2 separate regions of the Homo sapiens genome follow, and region 1 is linked to region 2. A link is an interaction called in ENCODE POLR2A ChIA-PET data of the cell type or tissue named here. Cell type or tissue: A673. All regions are shown on one strand. Each heading gives the region's core, and the rest is flanking DNA. Links, peaks and the distances in the headings are about the cores only. Region 1 overlaps GGACT (gamma-glutamylamine cyclotransferase). Region 2 has its middle 26 kb from the start of LINC01232.

Evidence for each region. ChIA-PET counts read pairs that join two places held together with the same protein. Peaks named below come from ENCODE experiments on the same cell type or tissue, not always from the same donor. Only the 100,000 strongest peaks of a DNase experiment are listed, where the experiment ranks them.
Region 1: POLR2A ChIA-PET joins it to region 2 with 5 read pairs; 2 of 35 experiments call an interaction of 5 or more read pairs at or near these places.

The regions. Positions count from the first base shown.
Region 1 is chr13:100,538,676-100,553,032 of GRCh38, reverse strand. All of the region lies in intron 2 of GGACT (gamma-glutamylamine cyclotransferase), which reads left to right. It also overlaps the pseudogene RPS26P47. Among named protein-coding and RNA genes, the nearest start is that of GGACT, 43 kb to the left of the region's middle. RefSeq lists enhancers at 4,986-5,663, 5,664-6,342, 7,091-7,813, 7,814-8,537, 9,968-10,147. In A673, for the core only: a CTCF peak has its summit at 10,021; DNase peaks (open chromatin) are centred at 10,062 and 10,942; H3K4me3 peaks cover 448 bases; H3K27ac peaks cover 2,005 bases.
Region 2 is chr13:99,465,032-99,481,097 of GRCh38, reverse strand. No RefSeq gene overlaps it. Among named protein-coding and RNA genes, the nearest start is that of LINC01232, 26 kb to the left of the region's middle. In A673, for the core only: no CTCF peak of the experiment used is centred there; DNase peaks (open chromatin) are centred at 9,087 and 11,867.

The DNA.
Region 1 (14,357 bases), core at 4,178-12,177, 1.1 Mb before region 2:
AACAGCCCACCGTCCCCTCTGCTCAGGTCCCCCTCCCCTCCCCAGCCACCCGCCACCTGGCCTGCCTGCTCCTGGGTATCCCCAGAGGCTCTACTGCTTGCCTGGGTCGCCCTCTCCTGCAGGACACTTGACACCTGGTCCTGATGCGGGACTCATTGTCCCCACTCTAGAGTGTCCTCTCATCAGCAGCACTCAGCATCTCTGCCACCCCACCAGGCTGCAGCTTTTTACGAACAAGGACTGTTGCTTTTTCTGTCTTTGGATGCCTGGCCCGTCCTAGATGCTCAGTACCTCCTGAATGAGTGAATGAATGAATGGCCTGTCAGCCAGCCTGGACGTCCTGAGCACTGGGCAGATGATCTTAACAGAAACATTAAGTGGCTGGCAGGCACTCCTGGCCTTAGAAAACCTTTACATCTAGCTTTGGTTTTTAAAGTTGGAAAGAAAAGGACTCAAAGCACAGCCCCTTGCACAGGAACAATAGGTGGGGATTGATAACAAGGCTCACGACAGGTCACCGTCTTGACATCTCAGAATGGTTGTGTTTGCTGGGAGAACCAGCTAGAGCTTCAGTCTCTTCTTCAACAGAGAACTTCCCCGTCTGTTTCTCCTAGTTGACCACAGAGTATGTTGGGGGGTGGCGTGTAGATTTTGGATCAATCCCTGGCTTAAATCCAGCCCATAACAGCTTTGCTGTGTCAGTTAAATAACTCTTCTGAGCCTCAGTTTCCCATGTGTGGGATGGGACAGTAACACCTGCCTCGTCACGGGGCTGTTGGAGGCCCAGTTTGTGAATTCCTCATTTCCCCAGGAGAGAACAAAATCAGTTCCTGGAGAGCCCCTGACAGCCCCCATCCATTGAATTTTCTTCTTCTCTCCTGGGGAAATTAGAAATTCACAGGGCAAGTTTCCACCAGGCTTTGCCTTCCTGAGAGATCTGGCCTGGACCACACTCAAAGCTTGCCCTGCACATGGCTGGGAGAAGGGTCAAGGGCCCCTCAGGTGCGGGTGGCTGTAGAGCCAGCATGGTCTGGAGGGAGTGTGCCCACAGGGAGCTACCCCAGCCAGGCAGCACCTCCTTTCCTTCTGGGGTGCTAGGCCAGGGGAGGAGGTATAGCCTACCTCTTTGTACTGGTCTTGCCCCCTCTGAGAGACAGAGACCTGCTCCCTAGGGAATTGCCTTTAGATGGGGGCAAAGGGAAGGGAGAGAAATTCCTTAACCTGAAAATAAGTATAATCATTGTTATATTAAAACAACGCCAAATTTGCATGAATTTTAAAGAAAAACCCTGTACATCGAAGGGATGGGAGCACCTTCTTTGGGCAGCTGTGCCCCGTTCCTCAGCCCTTCTCTGCCTGGGCACAGGTGCCCCCTGGACAGCACAGCCTGGGGGTCCTGGATTTTAGGGGACCCACTCAAAGGGCCAATAAAGGGTTGAACACTTTTAAGGTGCTTCAACTAGGAGTTTAGCTACCCCTTAGCTATTTTGTGGTTACTGAAGCATGGCCCCCAGGAGAAATCCCTTTTTCCTTCTTTTCTGGGAAGTTCCTGGGAGCCGAGGGGAAGTCTGTTAATACCAGTTCTGGCAGGTGGGAAGAGGCTAGTGGCCTCCTCACCTTGCCACGGGCGCTGGTCCCTCCCTGGGGAAAAGGTTTTCTTGGCTTGGACAGCTTAGGGGCAGAGAGGAGAACATCCTTGGTTTTATCCTGTCTGTGTATATATACATTATGGGTTTTTGTTTTTTTTTTGAGACAGAGTCTCGCTCTGTCGCCCAGGCTGGAGTGCAGTGGCGTGATCTCGGCTCACTGCAAGCTCCACCTCCCGGATTCATGCCATTCTCCTGCCTCAGCCTCCCGAGTAGCTGGGACCACAGGCGCCCGCCACCACACCCGGCTAATTTTTTGTACTTTTAGTAGAGATGGGGTTTCACTATGTTAGCCAGGATGATCTCAATCTCCTGATCTCATGATCCACCCGCCTCGGCCTCCCAAAGTGCTGGAATTACAGGCATGAGCCACCGCGCCCGGCCTTGTTGTTTTTTAATTAAGAAAGTAGTTTTGGATGAGAGAAATGATAAAACTTTTATATACTCCTCCCAAAAAAGTTAAATGCCTCACATGTGTGAGCTGTTCAATTCAGAAAATGGCTGAGTAAACATGATTTTAACTTCATGACTGAAAGAACACTGTAAATTTGGGGAGAAAAAACAACAACTCCATAATGAAAAACAAAGCGGCTGTTCTGCTGTTTCTGAAGCGAGTGGATTGGAGAAAGCGCCTCAGTGGGAGGAGCCGCCTCTCTCCCTAATAACCACACAGCAACAGCTGGGGCTTTGCACGTTCTCTCGGGGCATTCCACTGTCTCGGGAGTGGCCTGTGCGTGGGCCTTTAAGTGCTTTTTCAAAAGCCAAGTATATACCCAAATGTGCTTTTAAATAATGTCTAGGGTCCTGGGTTCCACCCCCAACACTGGGGAGGCCAAGGAGTTGTAAACCCAAACACTGGCGTGTTTGGCTGCAGCCTGGCCTGGCTTTTGTCGGCGGTTTCTGGCTATAATGGTGCTTTTAAAAGTGGTGTGTGTGTGTGTGTGTGTGTGTGTGTGTGTGTGTGTGTGTAGAGTATAATCGGCTCGGATTTAATTCATTCAGCGCATCCAGTTTCCTTAGAAGGGCCAGTGGTGTGTGTGTGTGTGTGTGTGTGTGTGTGTGTGTGTGTGTGTGTGTGTGTGTGTGTAGAGTATAATCGGCTCGGATTTAATTCATTCAGCGCATCCAGTTTCCTTAGAAGGGCCAGTCCCTCCAGCTCAATGCCTTTTTCTGGAAGTTTTGGCCTCAGAATTCAGGCTGTCCGGCCAGCACACAGTGGCCGGCCGTGCGTTCACGTTCAGGACTCACAGGAATGTGGCAGATGGACCCACTCTGTGCAGGGGCTGTAGAAGCTCGCTCAGGGACACATGCCGAATTGCCTTCCCCGCTCCCTTCTTCCTTGTAGTTGAGTCTTAACTTCGCTCTCAGCCATTTTAATTGAATTTAACTTGGGGTAATTATACAAGCACTGAAAGGATTTGAATGCTTTGGGAACAAGATAATTTATACAAAAAAACTTAATCAGGCTTAATTTTGAATTCTATGCTTTTATCTTTAAAAATGTTTATTTTTTTCAAATGTGTGAAAATGGCATTGTGTGTATGTGCTCATGTGTGTTGGGGATGAGGTCTCATCTCCTTGGGTGCACTGACGTAAGCAATGGACTTTTCTAGAGTTGCTTTCCTTTCTTTTATCTGCCACCTCTGGCTATATGATCTCCAGGTAGTTAGCATCTTTTTGGAGGGTTTAAACTGGTTTTAATAATATTCTTAGCGAAAGGTGATGCTGAAGGCAAACCTGTTATTACTACCAAAACGAGTCCTGCCTTACAGAGCCCACTGGAGGCGGAGTCTGGCTGGGCCCTGACCCAGCTCCCTGCCGCTGGCACAAGAGACCAGCTAGCTATGATACAACTTGTTGCCCAGTTTTCAATGGCCAGTTGGGTTCCTTTTAGCTCCTGATTTCATGTTTCTGGGCAGTGGGATATAGGGCCCTGCCTGGCAGTGCCAACCAGCAGCGAGCCCTGGATTAGAATGGCGCTGTGCTGGTTTGAAGTGGACAGACGAGCAGGTAGGGCCACATGGGTGGCTGTTGATTTATTTATTTATTGAGACGGAGTTTCACTCGTTGCCCAGGCTGGAGTGCAATGGCACAATCTCGGCTCACTGCAACCTCCGCCTCCCAGGTTCAAGTGATCTTCCTGCCTCAGCCTCCTGGTGTAGCTAGGATTACAGGCACCCACCACATCTGGCTAATTTTGTTTTTAGTAGAGACAGGGCTTCACCATGTTTGGCTGGTCTCGAACTCCTGACCTCAGGTGAACCACCCGCCTCAGCCTGCCAAAGTGCTAGGATTACAGCCGCGAGCCCTTGCTCCTGGTCCATGGGTGGTGGTTTCTAAGCTGCGCTCAGCCTCCACGCGTAGTGGAGGTGGCATTCCTAGGGATTTTAAATTTGACATCTTGCAGTTGTATTTGGTGGTTATCTTTGAAAGTATTCTCTGAAATACTTTGACTAATTCATGCTGATGCATTTATTCTGCTCCACAATGTTGGGTGGTGGCCTCCCTGGTTGGCTCTCCTGTGGACCCTGTGTCCCCTGGATGTGCCTGCAGTCTATCCCACCCTGTTGTGGCTTTGCCTTGCTTGGCCTGGGCCAGGAAGGCCTCTTCCCAGATGTTTGACAGGAGTGTGGCTTTGACCTCTGTTTATCAGCTCTCGGTTCTTACATTTTTTTAATTTTAAACTTTAAGGGCACAAGATAATTGTTCCTGTTTATGGGGATCTCACTATTTTTGTACCCACTGTGTGCAGTCCCTCTCCAGGGGACTTGATCCTCCCAAAGCAACCAGATGGCTAAGCTGCTAAATACAGGGCGCGCTGGCCCAAGCCTCGCCAGGGGCCTCACCTGTATCTTTAATTTGTATTTCTTCACTTTTAAGTAGGTTTAACTTCCTATTCTTACATATTCTCATCCTTCTAGAATATTCTGTCAGCAAACCACCTAGAGAAGAGAATGACTGTGATATTTTGTAATTGTTTTGTGCTTCTTCTAACTTAAAGTTGGATTCTCTATTTCTCACTTAAGAAGGCAAAACAGTAATATAAAACTATGTTCATCAATACAACCTTAAGATGTTTCTAAAAAACAAAACACTAATATATATTTTATTCCTGTTTCAAACTCAAAGTATTTCTAGCCCAAAGGTTCCAAATGAAAAGCAGCCATGCTCTAGAAAAATGAACAGCAGAAAGGCACAGGTGGCATTCCCAGGCCTCCCTTGCCTTCTGCCGGAGTTGAAACAATCCAGACCTTTGGGAGCACACAAGGTAGACGAGAAGTTGCCTGCCATCAGCCAGACCTGGGTGTCCTATTTAACAAGTGGAGAGCGGGCTGGGACAAGCCACAGATTCTTGGCTTTTCCCGGCTGCCCGGGGTTTTGCTGCCCCAGGCAGAATAAACATATTTTGAGCAACTGCCAGCGTGTGATTGCTGCACCGTCTTCCAGCAGGCCTGGAAAAATACTCTAAAAGGCAAACCGTTTGCTGTGTTTCTTCGTGGGAACTCACTGCTTAGTCAACAGCTGGTGTGCATGGGGCCTGGGTGGGCAGAGAAGGCCCTGGTCTCCACCCCAGTGCCCAGGCCTGCAGGGATTACGGCCATCTCATGCCTCTGGGCCTGCTCGACCTTGACCCTGCTGCCAAGAGATGTCTCGTTCTTGTCCTGTTTTATTGAATGTCTCCAGAAAGCAAGTGAGTGTAAGGGAAGCCAGCACAAATCTGTAGAAATGCTTTGGACAGACTTGGGTACTTGTGGAAACCCTAAAGAAAAGATGAGGAGCTTCAGCTTCTGATTCGGGGCTATGAAGCCTGCTGAGCTCCGACAAGAACGCACACGAGTGACAGTAAGCGCAGACCAGGCCTGCGCGGGGCCTGCCTGCCTCCCGTGAGCTCATTCAGTCTTGTTTTTAGATTACCTTTTTTGAGGTATAATTTACATACAACAAAATCCACAGATTAAGTGCACAGATAGGTCAATGATTTTGACAAATGTATCCCCCATGGAACCGCTGCCCAATCAGTATAAGGAGCATTTCCATCTCCCCAGAGGGCCCTGTGTCTGCGGCAGCAAGTACCCCACCCCCTCTGGTCTGGGTGCTGTCCCGGGAGGTGAGTTTTGCAGGTTCATTGTCAGTGGCTGTGATGGGGGCTGATTACATCCCGCCTGGCTACTCTGCACGTCCTGCTTCTGCCCTGCTCCCGGGCCTGGTCTGAGGGTCTGGAGACCTGGTTGTCTTGTGGGAAGGAAGAGGTGGCAGAGCCGGCACTGAATCCAGGGCCTATGAATGTGCCCCCAGGGCTATGTTTGAACCTGTAGGGTTTGAGAGACAAGGAGAACTTGAAGGATTCCCAACAGCCTGAAGGCCCATCGTGCCTCTTTGGGAATCTGGGCTGAGTGGGATGGCCCCTTGGCTTCCTGCAGTATTTATGAAGTGCCTACTGCATGCGCCGGGCCGTGCCAGATGACGTAGGGGGGTGAAAGGAAGAGAAGGCGAGACCTCGCCCTCGAGGAGCTGTGGTTTAGAGGCATGAGGATGGGCCATGCGACTCCCTTGCTCGAAAAGCAAGAAAAGGTGCAGTCGAGAGACCTAGAAGAGGCGGCAGCCCTTTCCTCTGCTGACTCGCAGCTCAGCCTCGCAACTTGGCATGGAGGGTTTTAGTTGTTAAAAACTAAACATTATTTTATTACATATTCCATATTTGTTATTATTTATTCAGAGACAGGGTCTCACTCTGAGGCCCATGCTGCAGTGGTGAGATCATGGCTTATTGTGGCCTTGACTTCCTGGGCTCAAGCGATCCCCCCACCTCAGCCTCCCAAAATGCTGGGATTACAGGCATGAGCCACCGCACCCAGTCTATTTCCTTATTACAAAATTCTCAGCATGGAGTTTTTCATTCATCTTTATGTTTATGTTGTACAATATCAGTTTTAAGTTTCAGTGCATTTAACTCGTGGAATCACAGAAATGACAGTTTTCATAACTTACACATGCGTATTTCTTTTTTTTTTTTTTTTTTTTTTTGAGACAGAGTCTTGCCCTGTCGCCCAGGCTGGAGTGCAGTGGCGCCATCTCGGCTTACTGCAAGCTCCGCCTACCGGGTTCACGCCATTCCCCTGCCTCAGCCTCCCGAGTAGCTGGGACTATAGGCGCCCGCCACCATGCCCGGCTAATTTTTTTTGTATTTTTAGTAGAGATGCGGTTTCACCATGTTAGCTAGGATAGTCTCGATCTCCTGTCCTCGTGATCCACCCGCCTCGGCCTCCCAAAGTGCTGGCATTACAGGCGTGAGCCACTGTGCCCGGCCATCTATTTCATTCTTATCAGAAAGTTAACTGAGCTGTTTTTCACCTCTTGAGGTGCACATATTCTATCAACACTGTCTGCCTTCACCTACTGATGATGGAGGAAAAGAGGGGGAAAGGCACTCTGGGTGGCCCAGCAGGTTGCCCTGGCTTTCTGTGTCATTTTCCGAGTATGTGGTTGGCTGACGCATGTGTAGGAAGGGACATGATGGGGCCTTTGGTGTCTGAATTCTCCGAACCCTTACTTCCTTCTGTAGGGGGAACAGGTTCTGCTTGCAATGGGAAGTGCAGCAGCTCACCCAAGCTTCACCCTAATGCCAGAAAGCCCCACACCCTGGGTCTACCACGATCCCACACTCCTGGGCTCTCCACTCACAGGAGTGCTGTGTTATTCCAGCAGGCTTCGCTTTGCTTACAAAATACAAAGACAAAATCGGGAATTTCAGGATAGTGGCAGCTTCTGAGTGCCAGTTCCATGGCACATGCCAGGCAGGCAGGCAGCCCAGGGTGTGCTTAATAAACCCTGAGGGCACCTTCTAGATTCAGGAGGCCACGGCAGATGTGACTGGAGCCTGGTATGAGGGCAGCCCAGGCCACTGGCTGCCTGGGGCCCTGGAGTGCTTGGGGGCAGTGAGGGGGTGCCCTCCTCCAGGGGCCCTGGGACGTGGAGGTCAGGAAGGAGGTCAGGAAGGGACGTGAAGGCTCTGCTGCCCTTGCCTGGGTCGCCTTGTGTGTGAGTCACTTCACCTCTGCCCCAGCTTCCCCATCTGCAAAAGGGGGGAGAAGCTGGGAGTGAAGCGGCCTCACCATGTGGTTTGGAGCACCAGGTGAAGAATGTAAGTAAAGCACTTGGCATGGGGTGGGCATGGAGTCAGGGCTCTCCCTTGGGGGTGGCGTTGATCCCCCGTGAGCCACAGGTAGGTCCGGCAAGTGGAGCCAGGTTCCTGAGGCCGTGCCTGCAGGTTGGCCCTGTGTGACGAGGTTGACGGCATCTCCAGTGTTGGGCCGCTGGCCGCCTGCCCAGCATGTGTTCCTGGCTCTGCCTCCTGCTGCCGCCTCCGCTGCGCCTTCTGAGTGTCACACCAGGAGGCAGCAGGGGCTGGCAGCACCTCCGCTCCTGCTGCCGTGCCTGGAATTTGGGGCCATGGCCCTGGCCGGTTCTCCATCCTGCCTGTTTGCATAGAGCTCGTTCCCTGGCCTGGCATCTTGGGATTTTCCAGTGATTCCTTTCCATACTTGAAGCAGACATGGGGATGCAGGGGATGGTCATGTCTGCGTTGTTGGTCACTGAACATTTTAAAGGTGGCAACACAATTGCCTTTAAAGTGATATGGCATGAAAAAAATCGTTATTTATATTTGGCATGGCCAAAGAGTAAAAACTCAAGGGATGGTTGCTGAGGAGCATTCAGGAGGCCTGGGGTGGCATCAGGGACCAAGTGTCCGTTTGATTTCACAGACCCGTAAGTGTTCAGTGTCTTGAGCGAACTGTGAAGAGGAGACCCTGGCCTCTGATTTCAAAGGCGCCAGCGTTTTACCGGGGCCGGTGCAGATAATGGAAGAAAGGTGTTTTGCCAGGGACTTTTCCGGGGTATGCAGTGGGGCTGGTGAGGGGTCTGCCTTAGCAGGAAGCCCTTGCCTTTGCTGTAAAGAAACTAGCAAGCGACAAAACGAAAGCATCAAAGAGCCAACAGGATGCGGCCCGAGCCCTCCCTGGCACGTTGCCCCGAGCCGCGCGGGGAAGAGTGACCTTAGGGCCCGCCTCGCGCACACAGGCCAGGCACAGGTTGAAAGTTCAAGGCATTTTGTTTTTTCACCTGTTTCCTACAGTTCTAAGAAACTTCTGAAGAATTAATGTGTAACTATATCAGACACTCGGCGTTTTCTCCAGGGAAAATAATGTTACAGTGGGGGAGGGAGGGGAAGTGGCTACTTGATGAGACACAAGAAGGTTTCCATAAAGTAAGAAAAACCCTCTCTAGGGGAAACGTGCACAACATCGCATGTGACTCTTACTCCATCTCCACCATGTAGAATGGCTGCGTTTGCTCAGGGCTGGCACAGTGTGGGGCTGCTGGTGGTCACAGAAGGACTAGAGCAGCAGTTGGTGTCCTTGAAACCAGTGTACAGCCGTGATCACCATGCCCTTCGTGAGTCTGGTGGGCCCAGGATCTGCTGGGGCCAATTTTGACACGAGGTATTGAATGACAAAAGCAAATTAATGCAGCAAATGTAAAGATAGAGATAAGCTCTTTGCCATGCCACCTTCTGGACCAGGAGTTTATGATTCTGATACTATTTCTCCCTGGCCAGTGGCAGAGCCCCTCTGGCAGGGGCCTGAGCTTCATGCTACCCAAGTCTAAATCATTTTACTTTTTTCTAACAAAGTCTTAACTTGCCAACTGGCAGTATGCATTGTTACTGGCTTGATATATCATGTGGAGAAAACAGATGCTTTGACATGATGACATACAGATTTTACTAACATTTCCTCCTGTCATGAAATTTTCATATAAAGATGAATATTTTCTTGAGGCACCATTTATAAAGGTGGTTTTTATGTTAGAAGCTGGTGTTGGCCAGGCGTGCTGGCTCATGCCTGCAATCTAGCACTTTGGGAGGCCGAGGTGGGCGGATCACAAGGTCAAGAGTTTGAGACCAGCCTGGCCAATATGGTGAAACCCCATCTCTACTAAAAATACAAAAATTAGCCAGGCGTGGTGGTGGGCACCTATAGTCCCAGCTACTCAGGAGGCTGAGGCAGGAGAACTGCTTGAACCTGGGAGGCGGAGGTTGCAGTGAGCCGAGATCGCGCCACTGCACTCCAGCCTGGGTGACAGAGCGACACTCCGTCTCAAAAAAAAAAAAAAAAAAAAAAAAAAAAGCTGGTGTCTTTTTAAAATCCTTTTGTAAATTAGTTTAAGAAGAGTTAAACACTAGCCCTTTCCTTGTTCGGTTCACCTGGTCTGCGTATGCATGCTTTTAAACGTGTACCAGGCATATGAAGTGGTTGTGATTTGTAAACTATCATCATAAACTCTTAAATCCTGCCTTTTACACTCTTGCCACCAGGTGGCTAAGAAAAAAGAAATCAAGAAAAAAATCTAACAGTTATGCAAAGGACTCGTAATCACTTTCAAGTTCTGCTTCAGTGGTGAAATATGAAACTATAGACGGACTGCGTTTCAAGAAGGAGAACTGCTGAATAAGTGACAGGCATTTCAGGCAGCGCCCGACCAGATGGACAGCTCATGAGTCTTCTTATTTTCTCAAATATTGGCAATGGGAAACCAGATTTTGCTGATCTAAAGCTTTTGGAGACTCTCTGAGCCTGTTCCACCTCCATGCTGTCCCCTGGATGCCGCTATTGTCCGGACCAGTTAGCTTTGGGACAGAGGTTCAGCTTTGGCCTCTTGGATTTCCAGAGTGGAGGATGCCTGAATCCTGACCACAGCAGCAGGCCGCCCTTATCCTTAACACATCAGCATCAGGGAACGACATCTGCAGAGATGTTCAGTGCCCTCAGAATTGGCTCTAGGAACCCAAAGTAAAATTCTCCAAACTGATGTTAAGGTCTCATGCATGTCATTCTTTGATTCTGTGTATTAACAGTAAGATGCTATGAGGAAATCCGTGCACGAGGGATGACAGCGTGGCAGGCTGGAACACGCTTTTTAGATTTACTTTCGTGGACTGGATCTGTTAAGAGTAAGGCCAGCGTCCTAGGGCACAAACCGTGCTCTCCCCAACGTTTCCACAGCGTCATGAAGGACGATCTTGTCCCATGAAACAAACCCTACCCGTCTTCTTGCTGGGGGGGTCAGCGGCTGCTCTGCTTCTCCTGTGCACCCGGGGTTGCTCTTCAGTTCTCTAACTTAGTAAGTTGGACTGGCAGCCTCTTGGTTGTACACCATTTTATTCTTGATTCGCTTTTCTGATTCAAAGTGAACCTGAGTGCCTTAATCCTCTAAGGGGAATTAATTGCTTGTTTCAGTGCTTAACTCTGATCCTGGCTCAGTCCCCATGGGGACAAGTTTCTTCCTGTTAGGATCTGTGTGTGTTGTTCAAAACACAATCAGAAAGGTAATGAAGTTTTTCTTATGACAGAAGCCAGAAATGCAGGCTATTTTCTTTTCTATTGCATAAGTAGTGTTCTCAAACTAACTTTATGTTATGAAGGATGCTATTGAACTCAATACATAAAATGTAGAAAATTTTAGTTGGTCATTCTAGCAGGCTGGATTATTTCCTAGAAATGAAGGTTAACTTTTATTGCCTGGTTTTATTTTACAGAAATAAGCTATCATCTTCTGCAGAAGACAATTACTGAACTGATTTTCCAGAGTTGGAATTAACCTTCTGTGGCCTAATCACCTTCATTTCTACGTAATATCACCCTCCCAAGCATTTTTCTTGGTTTTGGAAAATCATTAAGGCCACAACCACTACTCGATATGCCTGATGCCCTCTCCCACTTATAATGTGTTCATTTTTATTTTTGAGAAGACTATAGCTAGTAGATATTTCTAGAAGATGTTGATAAAGGATGGAGTTAAGTGGAGACCTGAGGAGGGAGCAGGGATAAGGAAGGGCCAAGGGGAAGAGGGAATTCACATTCATCAGGTGCTCATGCCTGCACAGTCGGCAGTCAGTGGAGGGTAACTCTTTGGGGTAAATAGGAGGAAATGGAAGCTCAAGAACTTGAAATCACTTGCCCAAAGTCCCACAGGTGCTCAGGGATGGAGGCAGGAACTCAAGTCAGGCCTGTTATGGCACAGTGGATTGTTTGATACTTGCCCTGCACTCTGTCCCTAAATGCCCATCTACAGAATTCTGAGGTTGCCTTTCCTGATGCTGGCCCTGCAAGGGCTGGGCTCACACTGTGTCTGATGCAGCAGGGCTGACTTGGGGGCAATTACTTCACATTAAGGTAGAGACCAAGAGAAATACTTGTTTTAATCTGGAAAAACTCAGATGGCTTGCCTACAGCCGTTTCTTACCATTACTCATTAAACCAAGCCCTTACATTTTATCTGAGACCCTGACTCTAACCCTGTGCCATGGAAAAACAAACAAACAAACAAAAAACTAGCATGGTGAGAGGGGGCAGGGTTGAAGACACAGTAACATGTGGCTCTCAGAAGGTGGCATCCCCTTCTGCAGTGGCAGTGTCACCCCTCCCAGCCCGGCCCAGGGGCCTGGTGCACCCAAAGAGGAGCCCGACATTTTCTCAGCCAGAATGAATCACAGGCACATTCTGCTGCGGTTCTGAGAGGCATCTGGCCAGTGTTATAGACTTTTCATGTGTCCTGTTGGTTGTGATCCTCACAGCAGCCCTTGGAGATGGGCTGAACATGAGAGACAAGGAACAAGAGTACAAGGAGATAAGAAGCTCAAAAAACAACAAACAAAACCCAAAGCTAGCAGAAGGAAAGGAACAGTAATGATTAGAGCAGAGATAAACAAAAAGAGAATTTTAAACAACAGAGAAAATCAGTTAAACCAAGAGTTGGCTGTTTGAGAAGACTAACAAAATTGACAGACCTTTAACTTAAATAAAAAGAGAGAAAAGATCTAAATAACTAAAACCAGAAATGGACGAGAAAACATCACGTCCTACAGAACAACACATCTTGCAGAAATAAAAAGGCCAAGAGAATATTATGAACAATTATGCCAACAAATTGTCTAACCTAGATGAAATGGACAAATTCCTAGAAAGACACAACCTACTGAGACTGAACAGACCTACAACTAGTAAAGAGACTGAAGCAGCAGTCAAAAATCTCCCCCAAAAGAAAAGCCCACTCTCTCTCCGGTCCGTGCCTCCAAGATGACAAAGAAAAGAAGGAACAATGGTCGTGCCAAAAAGGGCCGCGGCCACGTGCAGCCTATTCGCTGCACTAACTGTGCCCGATGCGTGCCCAAGGACAACGCCATTAAGAAATTCGTCATTCGAAACATAGTGGAGGCCGCAGCAGTCAGGGACATTTCTGAAGCGAGCGTCTTCGATGCCTATGTGCTTCCCAAGCTGTATGTGAAGCTACATTACTGTGTGAGTTGTGCAATTCACAGCAAAGTAGTCAGGAATCGATCTCGTGAAGCCCGCAAGGACCGAACACCCCCACCTCGATTTAGACCTGCGGGTGCTGCCCCACGTCCCCCACCAAAGCCCATGTAAGGAGCTGAGTTCTTAAAGACTGAAGACAGGCTATTCTCTGGAGAAAAATAAAATGGAAATTGTACTTAAAAAAAAAAAAAAAAAAGCCCAGGACCAGATGGCTTCACTGGTAAATTCTACCAAACATTTACAGAATTCACACCAGTCCTCCTGAAACTCTTCTAAAGAATGAAGAAGAAGGAACATTTCAGTGTTGAGCATCACCCTGATACTAAGGCCAAAGACACTCCAAGAAAGAAAACTACAGACTAATATTCTTGATGAAGATCGATGCCAAAATCCTAAACAACACACTAGCAAACAGAATTCAACAACACATTAAAAGGATTATATGCAATGGCCAAGTGGGATTTATTCCTGGAATGCAAGGATGTTTCAATATAAGAAAATCAATCAATGTAATACACTACATTAACAGAATGAAGGAAAAAACACACAATCACTTCAATTGATACAGAAAAAGCATTTGACAAGATTCAACACAACTTCATGATTTAAAAACAGTCAACAAAGGAACAGAAGGAAATTACCTCAACATCATAAAGGCAGTATATGAAAAGCCCACAGCTAACATGATACTCAGTGATGCCAGAATGAAAGCTTTTCTTCTGAGATCAGGAACAAGAAAAGGATGCTGCTTTCATCAGTTCTGTTGAACATAGTTCTGGGAGTCCTAGCTGGAGCAATCAGGCAAGAAAAAGAAATTTAAAAGGCATCCAAGTCAGAGGTAAGAAGTAAAATTAACTCTATTTGTAAACAATATGGTCCTGTATAGAAAATGTAAACATTTCACCTTAAAACTTTTAGAACTAATAAGCAAATTCAGTGAAGTTGCAGGAGACAAAATTCACACAAATAATTATTGCATTTTTATACACTAACAATAAGCAATCTGAAAAGACAAACTATTCCATTTATGATAGCATCAAAAAGAATAAAATACTTAGGAATAAACTTAACCAAGCAGGCAAGATGTGTACACTGAAAAGTACAACACATTGCTGAAAGCAATTAAAGAGGACATAAATAAATGGAAAGACATCCCATGTTCATGGATTGGAAGACAATATTGTTCAGATGTCAATATTTCCTAAAGTGATCTACAGATTAATGCAGTCCTTTAATGCAGAAAGAGGAAAACCCAATCCAAAAATGTATATGGAAATATCAAAGGACCTTAAATAGACAATGTGATCTTGGAAAAGAACAATGTTGGAGGTCTCAT
Region 2 (16,066 bases), core at 4,862-12,861:
CTTGGGAGGCTGAGGCAGGAGAATCACTTGAACCTGGGAGGCAGAGGTTGCAGTGAGCCGAGATTGCACTGTTGCACTCCAGCCTAGGTGACAGAGTGAGACTTCATCTCAAAAACAAACAAACAAACAAAAAGAATAAATTTCATATAAATAGCAAATAAATTTTTAGTATAGGTATGTCCCATGTTTATTTGGGGCATAATTAATAAACAATTTATTTGTTGTTTATTTTTATTTTCTAAATCTGGATCCGTGGTTTATAAGGTTTATAGCAAAGACTCAAAAGGGGCCCACACAATTTAGATGCATTGAAATAAAACTCTGGGAGGAAAACACTTGCAATAAAATTAAGTTATTACACAACAGTAAGAAACAGATGAACTGTCCCTATATAAAAATGCACAAAGGACATGAAGAGATAATTTACACACAAAAAAAGACATATAAATGGCAAAAAGCATTTAAATAAATATTCAGCCTTATTGTATTAACGTAATTGCATATTTTTTAAGAAAACGAAAAAAATACTTTTTTTAAAGCTACTAAGGAAGCAGTGATAATACCCAACTTATTTCACACCCTGATGATGAGTGGTTTTTTGTTTGTTTGTTTGTTGTGTTTGTTTTGAGATAGACTCTCACTTGGTCACCCAGGCTGGAGTGCAGTGATGCGATCTCAGCTCACTGAGAACCTTGACCTCCCAGGTTCAAGCGATCCTCCTGCCTCAGCCCCTCAAGTAGGTGGGACTACAGGTGTATCCCACCATGCTCAACTAACTTTTTTGTATTTTTTGTAGAGATGGAGTTTCACCATGTTGGCCAGCTGGTCTTGAACTACTGAGTTCAAGCGATCCACCTGCCTCCACCTCCTGAAGTGCTAGAATTACAGGCGTGAGCCACAACACCTGGCCTGTGACAAGTGTCTAATAGCCTTTCTGTAGGACAGTTTGGCATTACGTATTTTTTAAAAGCCTTAAGAATATGCAATTTGAAAGAACAATTATACTTCTTAGAATCAGTCCTAGGGAAACATTTAGAATATATGAAAAAATTTAGCTCCAAGTATGCTTATCAGTATAATGTTTTTATTAGTAAAAAATAGAAACTGGCCTGTGTGGTGGCCTGTATTAAGGAGTTGGTGAATGCTTCATAAAAACCTTGTTAATCTGACACAGGGGCCCATATGCTGGTCTTGCATCAGTGTGCCTTTAACATTAATGATTAATTTATAGAGAAATTGAACATATTTTATCTCTCAAAATTGGCCCATACAATCTCACTCGTCCACCTCTTCCGCAATAGTCCCTGGGCCTTGAGGAGTTGAATAGCTTTAAGTTTTGGCCCTGTATGCAGTTTATTTTGATTGGCATCTTCTACTGGACCTGAAGATGGGTCTTCAATTACTGTCAGCATTTAAAATTTAGCAGTACTTGATGTCCTTTTTAGACCCAGGAGTCAAAGCCCTGTAACTCAATGTCACAAGTACTTTAAAAGTGCATACAGAGAGATACACGGATGTAATAACCTGAATTTAAAAAAATTTTAAATCTCAGTTTTTTCCTAAGCAAACCAAAACTTAATAATAATGCGACAACTTGACCATATAAAAGTTTTTGGTTTTTAAAAAAATAAATCCTCTTATTGTGACTTACACAGATGGTTCATCATATGCTTGGACTTTCTGGTTTGTCCTGAACATCCCTCCTTCTTAAACAACCAGTCATTTTACCCTAGGACTAAATTTATCATACAAGATTCTTTCTCATATGAAATTATTTCTCTTTAAGTTTCTTACCAAAAAAAACCCTCATTATTTTTATAACTTTCTTTACATCTCTCTTATTTCCTGGTTCCTTTTACCTTGTTTTATACATGACCTTTAAATAAGCTTTGAATTAGACAAAAAATTGTTCAAATGTTTTTTTTTTTGAGACAGAGTTTCGCTCTTGTCACCCAGGCTGGAGTGTAATGGCACAATCTCTCCTCACTGAAACCTCCACCTCCCAGGTTCAAGTGATTCTCCTGCCTCAGCCTCCCGAGTAGCTGGGATTACAGGCACCCGCCACCATGCCCAGCCAATTTTTTGTATTTTTGGTAGAGACAAGGTTTTGCCATGTTGGCCAGGCAGGTCTTGAACTCCTGACCTCAGCTGATCTGCCCACCTCGGCCTCCCAAAGTGCTGGGATTATAGGCATGAGCCACTGCGCCCGGCCACTGTTCACCATTTTTTTTTTTTTTTTGAGATGGAGTCTCGCTCTGTCCCCCAGGCTAGAGTGCAGTGGCGTAATCTCAGCTCACTGTGAGCTCCGCCTCCTGGGTTCATGCCACTCTCCTGCCTCAGCCTCCCGAGTAGCTGGGACTACAGGTGCCTGCCACCATGCTCGGCTAATTTTTTGTATTTTTGGTAGAGACAGGGTTTCACCGTGTTAGCCAGGATGGTCTCGCTCTCCTGACCTCATGATCCACCCGCCTCGGCCTCCCAAAGTACTGGGATTACAGGCGTGACCCACCGTGCCCAGCTAAGTTCACCTTTTTTAAAAGGACAGATTTTTTTTTTTTTTTTTAGAAATAATGTTTTCCTATAAATATATTTTTATTGGAAAATACCCAAATAATGAAATATTTATCATTTAGTTTAATATAACTTTAGATTCTAAATTATGAGTTTGTCTACAAGTATTTATCCTATTACATTTACCTAATTATTTCATTTTAATTGTTTACCTAGATTATTTATGAAAACTGTGATAGTCATCATTTAAAGCTATGGAACCGCCATTGCAAAATTGTAACTGAGACGTGAAAAGATTTGACCTAACTGACTCCATTTTGCTTTTAACCTCCAAGGTGTCCTTGTTCATTCCTGGGCATAGGCCAAACTAACTTTGGGAGGAACTTAGTTTATATTTTAGCTTGAAACAAAGATGATAACAAACCTTACTGGCTGTGGACTAGACCACCTAAAGCCATAAGATTAGAAGTTATGGTAATCTTACTAAATTTGAGATGTAGCTATTTTTATTAAACCAATATCAATGTCTTATTTATTAAAGACTACACAAGCAAAGATCATTCTGTTTTGGGTTGGGTTTATAGTTTTGTAACCCCTATGCCAAATTTTGATGCTTTGTAGTATCTGGTAGGGATAGGTATGAAATTGAATCTCGGTCTCCAAAAAGGGAGAATTATTATGAGGCTAGACCATGTGATGCTCTTACAGTGCACTTAAAGAAAAAAACTTTTTTTTAACAAACATATTTCTAAGTGTCTAAACCACACTCTTCCTTAAAAACCCGAGAGTAACCTCTGTTGCAATAACTATTTTAGTTGAAAAACACACCAGGTAACACAATACAAAAGTAAGCCGTTTAAGAGCTGAGATGAACTTGTCTGTTTACATTCTTGGGGTTCCATAAGGAAAAACAGGTTTCTCCCTCAGAGGGAGTCTGGCGCCTTCTCAGTTTTCTTTAAGGAACCCCAGGCTATTATAAACTATTTTAGGTTACCCATGCTACAGAGAGTGCAAGAGAAAGAAGACACAGCAGAAGTAAATGAAGAAAACAGAATTCGGTCAACTGAGAAGAAAAAAACTTTTGCTGAAAAAAAAGACAAGATCCTAGGGGAAAAACAAAAGCAAAAATATGAAGGCCTTTTAAATACAAACACACACACATGCACACATACACACACACGCACACATACACACACGCACACACACACGCACACATACACACACATGCACACACACACCCACATGCACACATACACACACGCACACGTACACACACACGCACACATACACACACACGCACACATACACACACACGCACACATGCACACATACACACATGCACGCACACATACACACACGCACACATACACACACGCACACATACACCCACGCACACATACACACACGCACACATACACACACGCACGCACACATACACGCACACACATACACACACGCACACATACACACACGCACACATACACACACGCACACATACACACACGCACACACACACACACGCACACATACACACACGCACACATGCACACACGCACACATGCACACACATACACACACGCACACATGCACACACATGCACACATACACACACATGCACACACACATACACACACGTACACACACATGCACACACATGCACACATACACATATGCACACACACATGCATACATACACACACGCACACATACACACACACTTCTTGAATGTTAGCTTTTAATTAAGCTGACTTTTCATCATTGAGCTCCTTTAAAAAAAATCTTTTAAGATCTCATCACCATATTTCAGCTAGGACAAATTGCTGCTATTTCAGAAGTACAGCCATTGCTCTCTTGGTTGGGCCTCGCTAGCAAAAAGGTGGCCTTGTTATGTAAATAAAGTCCCTTAGTAGTCAAAATGAAAAATCTTTCCTCTTTTTTTTTGGTTTCCTTTTCCGGCCGTTTTTCTCCCCCACCATACCACCTTTTGTGTGTGTGTGGGGGGGGGGTGGCGGGGTGGAATTTAGCCACTTCAGAGGCCTTGTTCCCCATAATTTGGAACTTTCCTTTGGATTTGATCAAGCCGGATAGAGTTGATCAAACCCAGTGGGAAAAAGACTGAAACAACAACAAGAACAGAAACAAACGACAACAACAAAAAACGCAGTTAAGCAAAACAAATGATCGCACAACTTATACAACTATTGAGCGCTCTAGTGGTGAGGAGAAATTAAGACAAGCTGGTTGTTAATCTTAACTTTAGCCAAGACAAACCCCAATTCAGTTACTTACCTAGGGATGGGTCTCAGGCTGAAGACTGCTCTCTATCACCCTAAAAGCAGGAAAAAACCCTCATCCTTCTTGTTGGAAGTGAGCTCAAACTCCATAAAGGAGTTACCTGCCTTCCGTTGTCATGGAAGCAGGAAAAACTTGCCTTCCTTGTTGGAAGCAAGTAAAACTCAAAAGAAAAAGGGAGTTGTACAGCAAAATAAACTTTAGATCTTGACCAAATTTTGGGAGATCAGGGATTCTCTGGAGGGGGTTCTCCCAGACCTCAGCAAATTGTCCTATTGGCTTGAGCCATAAAATTAGCTCATGCTGGTTCCAAGCACCAATAGATTTGTCAAAGGTCAGGGGCACCTCCGCTCAGAATCCCTTCATGGTTACCAAAACTTGAACCCAGAAAATTTGAGACAGGTCTCAGTTAAATTAGAAAGTTTATTTTGCCAACATTGAGGACACACACTTGTGACACAGCCTCAGGAGGTCCTGATGACATGTGGCCAAAATGCTCAGAGCACAGTATGCTTTTATACATTTTAGGGAGACATGAGACATCAATCAACGTATGTAAGGTGAACGTTGGTTCAGTCCAGAAAGACGGGACAACTCAAAGTGGGGAGGGGGCGTCCAGGTCATAGGTAGATAAGAGACAAATGGTTCCATTCTTTTGGGTTTCTGGTTAGCCTCTCCAAAGAAGGTAATCAGATATGCATTTATCTCAGTGAGCAGAGGGGTGACTGAATAGAACGGGAGACAGGTTTGCCCTAAGCAGTTCCCAGCTTGACTTTTCCTTTTAACTTAGTGATTTTTGGGGCCCCAAGATATTTTCCTTTTACACACTTTTAAACAACCACATCTCGCGAGGACAGTACCAAGAGAATGATATTTAACCATTCATGAGAAATCTGCACCCATGATCCAATCACCTCCCACCAAGCCCCATCTCCAACACTGGGGATTACATTTCAACATGAGATTTGGATAGGGACAACATCCAAACTATATCAGACTGGGTCTTGCTCTGTTGCTTAGGCGGGAAGTTTGACAGTTTCCTACAAAGTTAAACATACACTTACCATATGACCCATTAATCCCACTCCTAGGTATTTAAACCCTAGAGAAATGAAAGCTTATGCTCACACGAAAATTTGTGTGTAACTACTTATAGCAGCTTTATTCACAATCACCAAAATTGGAAACAACACAAATGCCTTTCAACCAGTAAATGAATAAACAAACCATGGGAACAGTCATACAATGGAATAGTACTTAGCAATAAAAAGGAATGAACTATTGATACATACAACACCACGGATTAATGTCATACACACTGAGTCTTAGGAGGTTACATTCTCTATGACTCTATTTATACGACATTTCAAAAACCTAACACCACAGTGACTGAAAACAGATCAGTAGATGCAGAGATTCAAGGGAGGGAGGTGTGACTATCGAGGTATATAAGAGGGGATTTTGAGGGGGTGATAGAACTGTTGGATAGTCTGATTTTGGTGGGGGCCACACAAATCTATACATATCTTAAAATTCACAGGAAGATTTTTTAAAATATACATATATATTTAAACAAAAAAGAATGGAAAGACACACGTGAAAATACCAACAGTGGGTTATTTCTTTGCAGTTGAATAAAGGTGATAGTTGAATAAAGGTGATTCCCCCCTTTTGACTATGTAATATTTCTATTTTTAGAAATAATGAACACACGTTTTCTTTGTAAAGAGATGTCATCGGCCGGGCGTGGTGGCCCATGCCTGCAATCCCAGCACTTTGGGAGGCCAAGGCAGGCGGATCACCTAAGGTTGGGAGTTCAATACCAGCCTGACAAACATGGAGAAACCCCATCTCTACTAAAAATACAAAATTAGCTGGGCATGGTGGCGCATGCCTGTAATCCCAGCTACTTGGGAGGCTGAGGCAGGAGAATCGCTTGAACCCAGGAGGCAGAGGTTGCGATGAGCCAAGATCGCACCATTGCACTCCAGCCTAGGCAACAAGAGCAAAACTCCATCTCAAAAAAAAAAAAAGAGAGATGTCGTCGTATAGAAAGGTAATATATATATTTATTTACGTATGTAAATGCATTTTGCTATTGGACTAACTTGAGTGATGCCTGGCCTTGTTTCATACTGGTTCAGCCTTCTGTGGGTAAAGGAGCTTCACCCCATTACTGGAGAAACATCTTTTGGATGAGATGTTTCTTTTACTTATAGAAGAACTGGCAGTGCTCTCATCTCTCCATCAATCTTCTGCTTTGCCATGGGCCATAGCGTGAAAAGTGCTGGCCTCCACTGCCTCATTAGGTTTCCCATTAGCATCCATTAACCAACAACTTTCATTTCTTGGTGTGCAGCCAGCATTCCTTAGGAAATGAAAAAAACATCGACGTGATGATGCCATCATCGACTAAATATCGGCTTCCCGTCCTCATCAAGTCTGGATTGTCTTGCAGGACTTTCATCAAGTATTAAGTATTAGGAAGCTGCCAGGAGTTCCAATGGCACTTGGCTTATTTGATTTTGCTTCACAAAAATAAACAAAGTTACACTGGGCGAAATTTTTAAATTGTTTTATCCAAAGATCTAGAGAGAAGAATGTAAACCAAGTGCATTTGGCCTCCTTAGTCAGTTTTTGCAGCACCCACGACAGAATTCTGAGATTCTGAGGAGCAGCATGGACCTCAGATGCACACCCCTAAGGGAAGATGGCAGTCAACACTCCCAGCCACGCTGGGGGATCCCAGCCTCCCGCATCCATTCCTGCCATGACTACCAGCAGTAAGTGAGGCCACAGGCATCCCACAGGGCAATGCTGTTTTTCAAAAATCCACAGTTGTTATCAGACACTATGCTTCAAGTTGGCAATTTGGTAGAGCAATTGTCTGCCTTTGAGAATGACACCACACAGCACAAAGATATCACTAAAGCCATTAACAGGCATTTGTAACCTCTTAAAGATTTGGCCTCGACTCCCATTATTAGTTCTGGAACCTAAAATAAAATCAAATAATTCTTTTTTTTGTTTGTTTGTTTGTTTTGTTTTTTTCAGGATGGAATTTTGCTCTTGTCGCCCAGGCTAGAGTGCAATGGCACGATCTCGGTTCACTGCAACCTCCACCTTCTGGGTTCAAGTGATTCTCCTGCTTCAGCCTCCCGAGTAGCTGGGCTTACAGGCACGTGCCACCACACCCAGCTAATTTTTGTATTTTTAGTAGAGATGGGGTTTCACCACATTGGCCAGGCCACTCTCAAACTCCTGACTTCAGGTGATCCACCCGCCTCAGCCTCCCAAAGTGCTGGGATTATAGGCGTGAGCCACCACTCCTGGCCCACAATCAAATAATTCTACATGCTTCAACAGCTACCCAAATATATATGTTAGTGCACAGGAAATAATCTGGAAGGATACACAACAGCTTAGTGAAAGCAGGTATTAAGATTGGAAGCGAGAAGACTTTAAATTTATCTATAACTCTTGAAGTTATTTATATTATTTGTGTAATTTAAAATTAATTTAAAACAACCTAAGTTTTAGAATCTTTTTTTTTTTTTTTTTTTTTTGAGACAAGGTCTTGTTCTGCCCCCAAGGCTGGAGTGCAGTGGTGGGAACACAGCTCATTGTAGCCTTGACCTCCTGGCTCAAGTGATCCTCCCAATTCAGTCTCCCAAGGAGCTGGGACTACAGGTATGTGCCACCATGCCCAGCTGTCTTTTAAATTTTTTGTGGCGACAGGACCTTGCTGTGTTGTTCAGGCTGGTCTGGAACTTCTGGGCTCAAGTGATCTTCCCACCTTGGACTCCCAATGTGGTGGAATTGTAGGCATGAGCTATCACACCTGGCTAGAATCTTGTTTTTTTTTTTTGTTTTAAAGATGAATAAATTCACCATTTTCTTGTTGTATAAGAGCAGGTGTTCTGAGGAGTTAAAGACAGATAGATTTGAGAGGAGTAAGGATCTTCCTTTACTTCCTTAGCTGTGGAAGTCTTGAGGGTTACACAGCACCCAAAGAAGGAACTGGGGTTTTATTGGCACTGAATAGGGAAGGGAGCTTGGTAGTGGAGAGGACCTTGGAGAAGTGGTGCAATGGGAGTCGATTTCTGGAGAGACTCAAATAGTCCTCAGATGGGACTGTCTGTTCTTCCTGCTGAGTGAATGTGAAAAGGAAGAATACCCAGAAATAAAGGGAAGAGAAAAAAGAGCACTAGGCAAAGGAGAAGAGAGGAGATTGGGAGGGCGCCTGTGGAGGGCAGTTTATGAAGACAGGAAATCAAGCAGCTGGCCACGGTAGGGGACAGACTCAGAACCATCCCCACCATAGGAGGGTGGAGATTTCACATAAAGGAGCTTCAGGGGCTGTATAAGGCCTTAGAGAAAGAGCATCACTCAAGCTGTGTGCCAGCTCAAAGGAAGATAGTGGCTTTTCCCTCCTTCCTTCCCTCCCTTCCTTCCTTCCTTCCTTCCTTCCTTCCTTCCTTCCTTCCCTCTCCTCCCTCCCTTCCTTCCTTCCCTCTCCTCCCTCCCTTCCTTCCTTCTTTCCTTCCTTCCTTTCTTATTTCCCCTTCCTTCCTTTCTTCCTTCCTTCCATCTCCTTCCTTCCTTCCATTCTCCTTCCTTCACTTCCTCCTTCTTCCTTCTCTTCTTCCTACCTTCCTTCCCTTCTTTCTTCCTTTCTCTTTCCTTCTCTTCCTTCCTCCCTCTTCCTTCCCTCTTTCCTGTATTTTTTCCTTCCTTCCTACTCTCCTTCCTTCCTTCTCTCCTTCCTTCTTTCCTTTTTTTGGAGAATCCAGAATGAGGACGTTTCAAAGAGGCCATGCCAGATAATGCAATGATCTTTTATTAGGAAATTACAGTCAGTGATTCAGTGCAGGAAAATGAGTCACTATATTAGGCTAAAAGCAATAGAAATTCACAAAAGTAACAGGGATGAATGTTCTACCAGGAAGGGAACAAGTTACTAAAATAAAATGCCATTGTTCTTAAATATAACCCACTTCTAACTGTGCAAGATTTCCAACTGAGAAATTTGAACTCCCTGATGATGCCCTTAAATTCTACTATTGTTTTTATGCTGGGTACAATGTGACATATTTTAATAAAAAAAGTAATATAATATTTCATATGACCCTCTTTTGTATACATAATTGTATTTTCCCCCTTTATTAAAATTTAATATATATATATATATTTTTTTCTTGAGACGGAGTCTTGCTGTGTCGCTCAGACTGGAGTGCAGTGGCATTATCTCAGCTCACTGCAACCTCTGCCTCCTGGGTTCAAGCAATTCTCCTGCCTCAGCCTCCTGAGTAGCTGGGATTACAGGTGCGCACCACCACCATGCCCGGCTAATTTTTTGTATTTTTAGTAGAGACGAGGTTTCACCCTGTTAGTCAGGCTGTTCTCGAACTCCTGACCTCGTGATCCATCCACATCGGCCTCCCAAAGTGCTGGGATTACAAGCATGAGCCACCATGCCCAGCCCTAAAATTTAATATATTACTGTCCAAGACATTATTAAAATGACGTGCATACTCGGTGTCTCTCAGAAAATAAAGTTCCAAGAATGATGATGGGTCATTTGACATTTGAAGAAAAGCATCTGTTTTTGAGAAAATTTTCTTTCCTTAACACATTTATTCATTGAATTCACTCACTCTTTCAGGTGTTTTGCATAGTTCTCTCTGGTAATAAAGTGAAGGAAATTTACCTGAAGATCAAGACTGTTTCTTGGCCGGGCACGGTGGCTCACGCCTGTAACCCCAGCACTTGAGAGGCCAAGGCAGGCAGATCACTTAAGGTCAGGAGTTTGAGACCAGCCTGGCCAACATGGTGAAACCCCGTCTCTACTAAAAATACAAAAAAATTAGCCAGGCGTGGTAGCACGTGCCTGTAATCCCAGCTACATGGGAGGCTGAGGCAGGAGAATCGATTGAACCCAGGAGGCAGAGGTTGCAGTGAGCTGAGATCGCCCCAAAGCACACTCCAGCCTGGGCGACAGAGTGAGATGCTGTCTTAAAAAAAAAAAAAAAGGACTGTAAAGACTGTTTCTTGTAAGTTGCATTGTCATCATAAAGCTGGATAGGGACTCAGAGCCCCCAGTGGCATTGAGGACACAGAGCTTGAGAGAGAGAATTATATGGTGGGGGACATAAGAGAACAAGCCTAGTTCATAAAAATTACTTTCCTAGGATTCCCGATATTAACTCTTTCCAGCTCCCTGAAGAGAATTGTAAAGGTTTCCATTCTGTTGAATAGAAAACATGAACCGAGTGAGGTGCTCTGCTAGGGAGCTGTGGGAGATGCCAGGCCGGTAGTGTAGTTGTTGTCCTCTGGGAGTTTGCAATAAAATAGGGGAGAAGAAGGTTTTGGTCTGGTTTTTTTGAGACAGGATCTTGCTCTATTATCCGGGCTGGGGTGAAGTGACACCATCACAGCTCATTGTAGCCTTGACCTCCTGGGCTCAAGCAATCCTCCCAGTTCAGCCTCCCAAGTAGCTGGGACTACAAGTGCATGCCACTGTGCCCAGCGGGCTCTCACTATGTTGCCTAGTCTGGTCTTGAACTCCTGGCTTCAAGGGATCCTCCCACTTTGCCACCCCAAAGCACTGGGATTATAGGCTTATATGAGCCACCACACTCAGCCAAGAAAAGACTTTTGATCAAGACTCTCATTAGAGACAAGCAATGGAAGTGCAATAATTAGGGGCACAAACAAAGTACAACTGGTCAACTGCAAGATAAAGAAATATAGTCATTTGACCAGGTAGGTCTAGGAAGTCAGTGAGTAGGATGTTAGCAGGTCTCTGAAGGTGGTTAGAATGTTGACCGATGAGGTACTGAGAGAAAAAAGGGAAGAGATTCCTGTGCTGGATCAGGCACAGAAGATGAAGAATGCAGGGTGTAGAATGGCTTGTTTAATTGGCCTGGCCTTGGGAGCCAGATGGTGTGAAAGGGAGGGGCATGTAGTGAATGGTGATGCTGAGAAAACCAGCGGGAGGCAGATGCAGTGTCTTGAAGCCCTTTTGGATCTTAGTATTTATTGTAATGGAGCGCCACTGAAGGTTTTCAAGGAAAGAAATGACAGATTGATATGTGTTCTTTAGAAAGACAGCCCCTGGCAGGAGTGTCTAGAATAGACTGTTGCAACAGAGCCATGACTTGCACAATGCCAAGGAGACCATTCACAACTCCATGCAGTGCAATGTGAATGGTGCCTTTTGGAATTATGTGGTGGGCAGCCCCAGGGAGTGGAGATGTCAGAGACAGAGTGATAGAGGTAGCAAGTAGGGATCTTCGATTGCAAGCAACAGAAACCGACCCTAATTAACTTAAGGAGGAAAAAATACATTGGAAGGATGGGGGTCATTCAAAGAGTTAAAAGATAAGAAAATACTTAGAGGAATCAGAGCTACTTCATAGATCTAATGGAGAATCTCTTCAGGATATTGCCATGGGGACAAATTACTTTCCATCACTTCCAGTCTTTTTGACACTCTACTCAAGAGTCAAGTTCCAGGGAGAGAGGATGATTGATTTATTTAAGGTCATGTGCTCTCTCCTTGGCCAAGAGACTATAAGGGCATCTTGGCCGAGTGCTGTGGAGCCCCTGGGAACAGTTTTCAGGTGTGGTTTGGCCAATTTCTTTTTTTGTTTGTTTTTGCTTTGGCCAATTTCTGTGAGACAGCACTGCAAAGATACCATCTCAATACTTGGCACAAAGGAAGTCCTGAAAAAAGTGATATTTTCCCCCTTTTCCCTGCAGGGAATCTTTGCAAATGTACCCCTTTACTTGAGATAAAGCATTTTTATTTATTTGTTTATTTATTTATTTATTGGAGATGGAGTCTCCTTCTGTCGCCAGGCTGGAGTGCAGCGGCACGATCTCAGCTCACTGCAACCTCTGCCTCCCGGGTTCAAGCAATTGTCCTGCCTCAGCCTCCTGAGTAGCTGGGACTACAGGCGTGTGCCACCACGCCCAGCTAATTTTTGTGTTTTTAGTAGAGACGGGGTTTCACCATGTTGACCAGGATGGTTTCGATCTCTTGACCTCATGATCTGCCCACCTCGGCCTCCCAAAGTGCTGGGATTACAGGCGTGAGCCACCTCACCCACCCTGAAATAAAGCATTTTAAAACATGCTCAAAGATTGAAAAAAGCTCTATAAGGAAAAACATGTTTATCATATATATATATATGAGCGGTTGCTGTGGAGCTAGCTGAGTTCCCTCTGTTTGCAGTGACTAACTTTATTAAGGCATTAGCAAACCTTGTTCCAGGAAAGCCTTGCCTTTCGAATGAAAATATCCAGGATTGGGTGAACATAGCTTGAGTCGCCCTATTTGGGTAATGACTCAGATTAGATATCCAGCTCTCAGTAATGTTAGTGTTTGCTTGGGTTTATGAAATATTTTATTGATCTAGGCATTTTGCTTTTTTTTTTTATTCTCCACCTGTTTGTGGGTAGATTTTTATGACTGGTATCAAATTCCTTATTTTACACGTGGACCTATATTTCATGCTTGATATTTGATAAAGGAAATTGAGCTGTTCTTTCTATTGCTTTAAGAGCAGTAGATCCTGGGGGTGAATGCTGTTGTGTGACACATCAAGACCAGCAAAAGCACAAGAGAAATGAGCTTTGAAAAGAGAGGTAATTACCTAAAATTAGATAAAGCCAAAACTGTTCTGTTAGGTAAATCCTGCTGCTAAATTGCCTTTAGCAAGCTAAGCATGGGATAATATTATGTTCTACCAAAAAAAAAAAAAAAAATCTAAAACCTTAGCCACAGGAAAGTGTGCTGAATATCAAGTGTTTTCAAGCGTTCTCTTATTTTTCTTTATTACTTTCCTGACTTGAAAAAAGACATGGCAAAGTGTAGTGACAATTGATTTAGGGCATGGGAAAGGGTGACCCGATTTTTAAAAATGTTCTCATAAATCAACAAATTAGTCTCCTTGAGATCATGAAGTGATGTTTCTGAGAAATTAGTGGCCTCATTCTGGAACCTAGTGGACAGGCTGTGTTTTCAAAACTAACAGCTTGTTCTAGTTGCCTTGCTTTAGTTGAAGGCTTAGTACCTCTACCAAAAGCTTCAAAGTAACGCAGGCATTGAGCTTCCCCAAGAAAAGGGCAGTAAAACAAACAATGTAGAAGCAAAGAACCAGGTGTCTTGGCAACATTGTAATTATGGCTGCTTGTGACGTTCTACAGGGATTTCTTCTTCAGGACTATGAATTTGGCCCATCAGGAGAACTTTGGCTAGCTAATACCTGCTGGGGAAATGTATGGGATCAGATCTCTGATTTATGAGATCCCTTCCAAGTGGGATCTGATAAATTATTAAAATAATAATTTTGAAATCTGTAACAATTTGAGAAAATACTTATGTCATAATGTTCCATGAAAGAAGCAAGATTTAAAAAATAAACTTTTCCGTGATTACAACTGTGTAATAATTATGGATATGTACAAACAAAGTCTCTAAAACAATAGCTAAAAATGAAAAAGGCCAGGTGTGGTGGCTCACGCCTGTAATCCCAGCACTTTGGGAGGCTGAGGAGGGAAGATAGCTACAGCCTGTGTTCAAGACTAGCCTGTTCCCATCAGCAGTAGACTGGATAAAGAAAATGTGGTGCCTGTACACCATGGAATACTACACAGACATGAAAAAGAATGAGATCATGTCCTTTGCAGAAGCACAGACGGAGCTGGAGGCTATCATCCTATGCGAACTAACATAGGAGCAGAAAACCAAATGCCATATGTTCTCACTTATAAGGGGGAGCTAAAGAGTGAGTAGATACGGACACAAAGAAGGGAAAGACAGACACTCGGGCCTACTTGAGGGTGGAGGGTTGGGGGAGGGTGAGGATCAAAAAACTACCTATTGAGGGCCAGGCGCAGTGGCTCACGCCTGTAATCGCAGCACTTTGGGAGGCAGAGGCAGGCAGATCACCTGAGGTCAGGAGTTCAAGACCAGCTTGGCCAACATGATGAAACCCTGTCTCTACTAAAAATACAAAAATTAGCTGGGCATGGTGGCGCATGCCTGTAATCCCAGCTATTTGGGAGGTTGAGGTAGGAGAATCGCTTGAACCTGGGAGGTGGAGTTTTCAGTGAGCCGAGAATGCGCCACTGCACTCCAGCCTGGGCAACAGAGCAAGATTCCATCTCAAACAAACAAACAAACAAACAAACAAAAAACCAAAAAAAAAAACCAACAAACACACACAAACCCCAAAACCCTACCTATTGGGTACTAGGCTTATTTATTACTTGAGTGACAAAATAATCTGTACACCAAAACCCCATGACATGGAATTTACCTATATAACAAACTTGCACATGGACCCTTGAACCTAAAATAAAAGTTTTTTTAAAAAAAGACTAGCTTGAACAACATATAAAACAATTTAAAATTTTTTTTAAAAGAAAAACATTTAATTTCTGGGGAGATTTTAGAAAACGCTTAGTTGATTTTGCCTTAATTCTGTTGTAGTTGATGCAAAAAGCAAAAGAAAGGCAAGGTGACATTCAAAATATTTTGTATGCTGTATTCTACACTGTGGAGGCTGCTCTAATAAGCAGCTGTAGTAATTACAGAGGGCACCAGATGGTGGCATGTAAACACAGCTTAGAGAGCCAGGTGGGCACTGGGCTTTTCCCACTGGGGTTCCAGAGTGGCCTCTCCCCCTCCAAGGTCTGGGCCCAGTCTGTTTGGGGGAGTGTCAAATGCAGATGGGAGCTGTTGGAGGCCCAGAATGTTGCTGGAGAGGGGTAGACACCAGGGCAGCCCTTCAGAACGCCCTACCTCAGCCCAGAGCAATGGGTGTGTTGGAGGCACTTGATGTGTTCAGGCATCATCTCCAGGTTTTAACAAGTGGCACAGCTGTAACAACGCCAATGAGCTGATAGGAGCCCTGATTACCAACAGTCTTGAAAGAGAGGGCCTGAGAGAATGCTTGCAAAGTTCTTACTTAGTGTAATCCCAGCACATGGGAAAGACTCCATACACGCTGGCTGTTGTAATAGGATCACAGTCCTGCTTACACTTTTATTATTATCAATAGGCAAAAAGCACACACCCTAGAGATTTTTCGAGGTTCCTTGAGGAGAGGATGGATGTCAGGTGTGGCCATCAGCCCCAGCGCTGAGAAGGGCTTATACAGACAGAATCTTCAGGTGGTATGACGACTTAGCTTCCCTGGCCTTTCTCCCCACTTCTGCCCATCGGTCATTACCTACCTCAGGACCCTCTAGT